Regions from separate parts of the Homo sapiens genome. Here region 1 is linked to region 2. The links are chromatin contacts, found by Hi-C or POLR2A ChIA-PET in ENCODE. All regions are on one chromosome and are shown on one strand. The core of a region is the stretch at or near the end of the contact, and the rest is flanking DNA. Distances in the headings are between cores, read along the strand shown. Region 1 has its middle 46 kb from the start of ARHGAP15. Region 2 holds the start of ARHGAP15 (Rho GTPase activating protein 15).

What was found. Hi-C counts contacts between places; a loop is a spot of excess contacts on that map. ChIA-PET counts read pairs that join two places held with the same protein, here RNA polymerase II (POLR2A). Pooled maps may share reads with other maps.
Region 1: a pooled map shows a loop between it and region 2 (5-fold over the local background). The contact joins the enhancer-like site here to the promoter of ARHGAP15 in region 2. A Hi-C loop is called at or near these places in 2 of 168 maps with a recorded cell type or tissue (endothelial cell of umbilical vein and mammary epithelial cell), 3 of 37 single-sample maps with no recorded cell type and 10 of 50 pooled maps. POLR2A ChIA-PET finds 5 or more read pairs at or near these places in 7 of 52 experiments (A673, CD4-positive, alpha-beta memory T cell, H1 and 4 more).

Annotation. Positions count from the first base shown.
Region 1 is chr2:143,082,057-143,085,665 of GRCh38, reverse strand. No RefSeq gene overlaps it. Among named protein-coding and RNA genes, the nearest start is that of ARHGAP15, 46 kb to the left of the region's middle. Within about 2 kb of position 1,810, at least 3 of the 41 ENCODE cell types and tissues checked have a DNase peak (open chromatin) inside an H3K27ac peak, as active enhancers do; they include endothelial cell of umbilical vein and mammary epithelial cell, where a contact is called at or near this core.
Region 2 is chr2:143,127,851-143,131,404 of GRCh38, reverse strand. ARHGAP15 (Rho GTPase activating protein 15) reads right to left here and starts at 1,986. Exons shown (of 14, transcript NM_018460.4): 1 at 1,939-1,986.

The DNA of each region.
Region 1 (3,609 bases), core at 561-3,060, 46 kb after region 2:
CTTCTTCCTTAAACCTCATGAAGCAACCTCTTCAGCAGTGCCCTTACCTGTAAGCCTTCACAGAATTAAAGAGTTAGGGCCTTGCTCTGGATTAGCCTTTAGCTCTTAAGGGAACATTGTATGACCTGTTTGATCTTCTATCCAGTCCTCCCAAACTTTCTTCATGTCAGCAATAAGGTTGTTTTGCTTTCTTATCATTTTTGTGTTCACCGGAGTAGCACTTTTAATTTCCTTCAAGAGCTTTATTTTGCATTCACACATTAACTAAACCATTTGGCAAAAGAGGCCTAGCTTTCAGCCTGTCTCTGCTTTCAACATGCCTTCCTCACTAAGGTTAGTCATTTCTAGCTTTTGATTTAAAGTGAGAGACCTGTGACACTTCCTTTGACTAGAACACTTAGAGACCATTGTAAAGTTATTATTAACTGGCATAATTTTAATATTGTGTCTTGGGGAGTAGGGATGCCCATGCAGAGAAAGAAAGACAGGGAAATGGCCAGTGGAGCAATCAGAACACACACATTTATTGGTTAAGTTCACCAAGTTATACGGGCATGGTTTGTGGCATCCCAAGACAATTATAATAGTAACATCAAAGATCACTGATCACAGATCACCATAACAGATATAATAATGAAAAAGCTTGCAATGTCACAAGAATTACCAAAATATGACACTGAGACATGAAGGGAGCACACACTGTTAGAAAAATGGTGTCAATGGACTTGTGTGACACAGTTGCCATAGACCTTCAATTTGTATGAAATGAAATATCCACAAAGTGCAATAAAGCGAAATGCAATAAGGCAATGTATGCCTGTATAGAACATGCAGTATGCATGAATTATTGCTTTCTTTTCCTGAAAGTTAGTGTGAAAGCAGTGAAAGCAGGTATGGAGAAAGCAAGGAAAATGTTACAGGCGCCCACCCTTCCTGGCTGGAATGGAGTTTGGCATATGGTCAGAGTTGCGCATGTATTTCCTGTAAATCAATGAATAGTTCCTGCATTCAATGCTAAATATTCCATATTTTAAACAAGTGTGTGGTGACTGAAGCCAGAGAATCCTGTGAAAGACTATCACCTCTGTCAGGAGAGAGGCAGGTTTATAAAGAGGCTTAAGCAGCTAAACAAAATAATCAGTAATAATCTGCAATATTGTTATCCCCCTAAGGGATTGTGTAGCAATTGAGAATTGTAGAATCCCCACAGAAACACAGTATAGAAGGGAGAGGGAAAAGGAACAGGCATAATTAGAACCTAAGGGTTCTAGACTTTGACTACTTTGGTCCTCAGTTTCTACATCTGTACAAAGTGGGGATGTAGAATTTTAGGGCCCCAATGACCTCTAAACAAACTGCAGCTCTTCAATGGAGGCAACATGCCAGAAGCCTATATTCTTTAAATAAGTCCAGTGTGGACAGTTTTTCCTCCATTACTGGAAAACAGGACACTTTGATTGACTTCCAGGTCATGTATCTAATTTGTATTTTGAGTAAAAAAAATAGTACAAAATAGACCTCATATAAACACTAGAATCCTATTGGGAAATGCTCTGGGAAATGCTTGTTCCTGAAAGACACTTGAGAGGCAGGAGGAATTTTTGTCAGTTTGGCCACATTCAACCTGGGTCCTCAGCTCACTGAAAGGAATGAAGAGCTGCATCATCCACCTACACAATTTAGGCCATTCTTTATTTTTAATTTATTTTGACTGAGCACATTTAGTCCAAGCGTTTGAAAGTGAAACATTCTGCATGCAACAATGCCACCGTATTTAGATGATGCCATTTCCTCTCTGACTCACTCATTACTGCTCATGAAGAAAACCTGAGAAGTTGAGTCTTCTGAGGAATTCCAGAAACTGAAAAAAAAAAAAAAAAAAGAAAAGAGGAAGTCTTCTTTTATCCCTGTTGTTAGGATTAAAACTCTCCTCTTCACTTTCATAAGACTTGGTGGAAGTACCTCTGTTAGCTTATTCTGACTTAGATTTAATGATATTTATCTTTATTTCTAATTCTTGTTCTTTGGGAGTTGGAATCCTATTTCTCTATTTTCTATATATATATATATATATAAATGCTAAAATAATTCTAACACAGGATTTTTTTTTTTTTTTTTTGAGACAGGGTCTGGCTCTGTCACGCAGGCTGGAGTTCAGTGTCACAATCTCAGCTCAATGCAGACTCAACCTCCCAGGGTCAAGCAATCCTTCCACTTCAGCCTCTTGAGTAGCTGGGACCACAAGAGTGCACCACCAGACCTGGCTACTTTTTGTATTTTTTGTAGAGAGGGGGTTCACCAGGTTGCCCAGGCTGGTCTCAAACTCTTGAACTGAAACGATCTGCCCACCTCACCCTCCCAAAGTGCTATCATGCCTGGCCCTCAAACAGGATTTTTAATGATGCAATAATTGAACCAGTCCCTTACAGTTGTGCATTTGATTCCTGCTTTCTATCTTTATAAATAATATTTAGACAAGCTTTCCTGAATATAATCTTTATGAATTTTTCTGGAGTCTATTATGTTTCCAAAGGTAGCTACAACCAGAAAGCCCATCTATGTGGTCTCCCACAGTATGCCTATGCTGCTTCAGCATCAAGAAGTAGTATGAATTTCCCCTTCCTTGGGATCTAGGCTAGCCCTGTGACTTGTTCTGGTCAGTAGAATCTGGTGGAAGTGACACTGGGAAACTTTCAAAGCTTGGCCTAAAGACATCTACAGCTTTTGCTGTCACGACTTAAAATGCTCGCTTTTGGGATCTAGTCACCATGAAAAGGGGCCTGAGCATCCATGGGGTGGGGTAGGGTGGGAGTGGGCAGAAAGAGAGAGATAGAAGTCTCAGGTGTCCAGCATCTCAGCTATCCCTGCTAAAGTGCCAGATATGTAAGTCAAGTCATCTTAGTTATTCCAGCCCCAGATGCCATTGGAGTGGAATTTAACCCTGTAAGACATTCCAGACAATGACATGTAAGTGGAAAAACCACTCCAGCTGAGCCCTGTCCAATTTATGATTTACAGAATTATGGGCAAATCAAAACATTGTTCTCCCAGCCATGAAATTTATGCAGCAATAGATAATTAAAACATTTTTAAATTTAGAAAAATGCTTAGAAATACAATTATATTTCTAGTTTTTAGAAGGATAATATTTCTGGAAAATACCAAGCAGAGGTCTTTCTGGTCTCCTTAAATCATGATTCCTATGAGTTCTCATAGGGGATTTTAGATTTAGGGAGACACAGATACAGTGTAACATAATTCATTGTTCAGCTATGTGAAATTAGGCTTTCCTGAATTCTTCATTGAGACTTATAGTCTGGAAAATCAGAAACCTTATCAAGAGGAAAACGGGTGTTAAAAGAAAAACTTCAACCGAATTAAGTTTAAAGGAGTTTAATTCAGCAATGAATTATTCATGAATTGGGCAGCCTTCTGAGCCAGAGTAGGCTTAGAGACTCCAGCACACCCAGTTAGTGGAAGAAAATTTATGGACAGAAAAAGGAAAGTGACGTACAGAGAATGGAAGTGAGGTATTGGTTACAGCTTGGTGTTTGCCTTACTTGAACATGGTTTGAACAGTTGGCTACCTTTGATTGGTCAAAACTCAAT
Region 2 (3,554 bases), core at 737-3,236:
TTAATATGACTTTCCAAATAAAATCTTCCGTATTATTTTCATTTCATCAAAACTTGTTTCTGACTCATCCACTTAAAACATATAAAGTAATAGAATTCTATAGTAACTTATTTGCAATTAACTGTCTTAAAATTTGGTTTGTACCTTACTGCTCTTTACAAACAATTCTGAAGGTATTTTAATTTACCTATCATCTTTACTCATTGATCTTTCTAAATTCATATCAAGCTCTCTTCAATTCATTCTTAATTTTACACATATTCCATAAAATATGTGTATTTTAATTTAACAGTTTCTGCAAGAAACACTCATTTTTACAGTGAATTTCTTTTTTAAAAGCATTAAACAATTTAAAAAATTTTCATGGACTTTTCCTCAATGCCAGATGTTTATCTGCATATTCATTCTTGCTAAGGTGTAAGTATTGCATGTGTTTATTCATTTGATATTCTTTTATAATAAAATGAAAGAAAGTAATAACATATCAACCAAAATTATCAGAATTATACAGCTTCTATAGATGCAGAGGTTCAGAACCACGATATTGAAGACAGATTTAAATAATGCTTTCCATTGTGAGGAAATGCAACAAATTGAAAATCTAATCACAATATCAAAGCAAATATATATTACCAGGGTCTTCTTACATGCTAACAATAAAAAATGTATTGAACACCAAGTCCTAATCTCTATTTTTCTGTGATCATTTTAATAGTCAACAAGTAGCTAGCTTCAGTATTGACAATTGAAGAGGTCTTAAAATGGAGTGTACTACTATGCCTAATAATTTCCTACTAAATTGACCATGTCAAAAAACATTTATGTGTGTCTTTCAATAGAAGACAATAAAAGAAAAGAAAATTGTTGCCACTTATCAACCCTGTAACCATTTTTTAATAACACAAAAAATAGGTGTTGTGGGGGCCATCACTTCTCCCATCCAGCAGCACAATAAAAATAATATTAGGGAAGAATGGATCATATCTTGGGCTGTTATTAAAATTCTTTCAAAAATCTACAGTCAGATTTATTTTAGGTATTTGTCTCTGAGATTAGCAATATTTTGATGTTTTCTGCACATATGTTACAGCACACAAAGACATTCTGTAAAAGCAAGAAGTCAATATAAAAGAAAATTACATGTCAGTTTAGGACTAACAAATCCTTTTCATTTCTAAGGTTTATTATTTTGGAATATTTCAAAGAAGGAAAATTATATAATTACATAAATAACAAAAGTATACCTCTAATTTGCCTCTCCTCTCAGAGTAACCTTCAATGAAATCAGCTGTGACTTCTTTTTTAAATATAAAAGTTTGCTTATGAATTAGAAACTTACACTCATTTCACCCTATATCTTAAATGAAATTTAGAAAAAAAATTTCAAGTGTCATGATAGACAGTATTCCTTTACATTTTAAAAGCTCCTTGCTTTTTAATTAGCTACATAGTAACCTTTTTAAGGGTTTTTAGTGCTAACATTAATACAATGCTTTAAAGTGAGTATCTTTCACACTGAAATTCAAGCTATTTCTCATTGTTATACCCTTTTCTCTTTCCTTATCTGGATGTTGAACAATACATATTTTTATAAAACAGTTGGTTAAAGGTGCAAAGTCTCACATTATTTCTAGTAGTTATTTTTAAATGCACTTCAAACTAAAACTTTATAACTTATTCTGTCTTTAACATTTTAGTACAAAATCTTAGCAAATCATCTTATTATTATAACATTTTAGTAAAAGACATTGGAATTTGACAGCTGCAAATATGAAAAGAACATTCTTTTCTACATCAAAGGAAACCAGCCAATGTTTTAATCACAGGTAAAAGCGTCATATTTTGTAGAAATGTTTATATGTTCACACCAAAATGTAGGAAACTCTGCCGAACATGTTCAAGTTTAAATTTCATGTACAATATAAAGTTAAAACTTACCTTTTCTCGGCAATGACCTGTTATTGAAACTGCCATCAACTCCTAACTGTTAATGACTCTTTCAACAAAAACGGAAAACAGTAAAGTCACATGTCGTAAGAGTAGGCCTGTGTTGGATGCTGCTTAATTTCAGTACTGGGGGAAGAAAAAGGCGGGGGGTGGGGTGAGCACAAAACTTTTAAATAAAACCACTTCCTGGGTAGAGACAGTTAACCACACACATCACATCATTACTCAATTTGAAGAAATTGCCTTGTATAGTCAACAATATTGTTATTTTTCAATGTTATTATCAATTGTCAAACAAGACACATGTATAGAGATTTTATCAATTTTAACTTAAGGGAGGAAAATGTGTGATTAAAAATTCATCAGTGGGAGGAGCAGACTGCTAAGCACTGAAGAAACTTCCTCTTTCTCTGCCTTCTAGCAAGGGCTGAAAAATGAAGCGTCTACTCTGCTGGCTACGCTTGAGATGCTCCCATGCTATCAGGACACTCTGCATATTGACTTTGGAAGCAAGGAAGCCACCTCCAATTCACAGAGCTGGTGCCTCTGCCTCATTCATGAAAGGACCCACCAAAACCTGATCCAGTTAACAGGTTCATCAGGCCTTGGGAGGGTTGCATTAGAACTTCAGAAAACACAGCCCAGAGCCACGCCGCCATCTGAGCATCTGGGGAAAAGGCAGGTGTTCATCATGCTCGTCGAACACACCCTGTGGCATTTGCTGTGACTGTGGCTCTCATACGGATGTGTCCACTCTGGCAATTTCCTAAGCAGTTCTGAAACCTGCTGAAGAGCTTTTGCTCTAGCTGAGTGATTCTTTGTGTGGTCTGACTTAAAAAGAAAAAAAATATATATTATAATAAAGGATCCAAACAATATCATTTTGGCATGCTGCTGAATGCCCTCTTGTGTCAAACTTCAACAAACCCAAGACATATTTGTAAGGGGTCTCAGAAATAACTCTAGGATGTGCATCTTTATTGAGCCATGGAGTTCAAGAATAAGCTCCTGGATTTTCAGGCTTGGCTGGTTTTGTGAGATTTGCAGCTTAATCATAAAAGGAAGAGAGGAAAAGCTTTCCTTCCAAATATATGAGAGAGTTAAATCACAATCTCTTGTCATACAAACCAATTAGACTAGAAATCTGTGTAATAGAGCTCAGTGGTATAGAATGTTTGGCATACTAAAAGTCAATCTTTAAAAATAGATTTGGTGGATATGGCCCAAGTTAGGGATGGCATGTCCCTATCAGTTAACTGAATTTCTCTGGGATCTTTTTCTAAAAATCACATTTCAGATTGACCCTAGAATTCACTGTCAGTTCTCATTTCAGGAAGGACCTTTTTAAGTGTTTAGAGTCCTGAAGATTTGTACTGAATGCTTCTCCTTAACACCGAAGAGAAAATGGAAAGTTCATAATATTAAAAGTGAGGAAAGCAGAATTCCGGGCTTAATTCTGACACTGCTATTCACTTAACCTTGGCCAAGTTACTTAAGTTCTCTGAAATTTAGTTCATTTATCCATGTAATGAAACATCCGCATAAAAAAATCCATCTTGGGGAACACGATAAGTAAATAGATGTATATATTTTGTATATCATAAGGA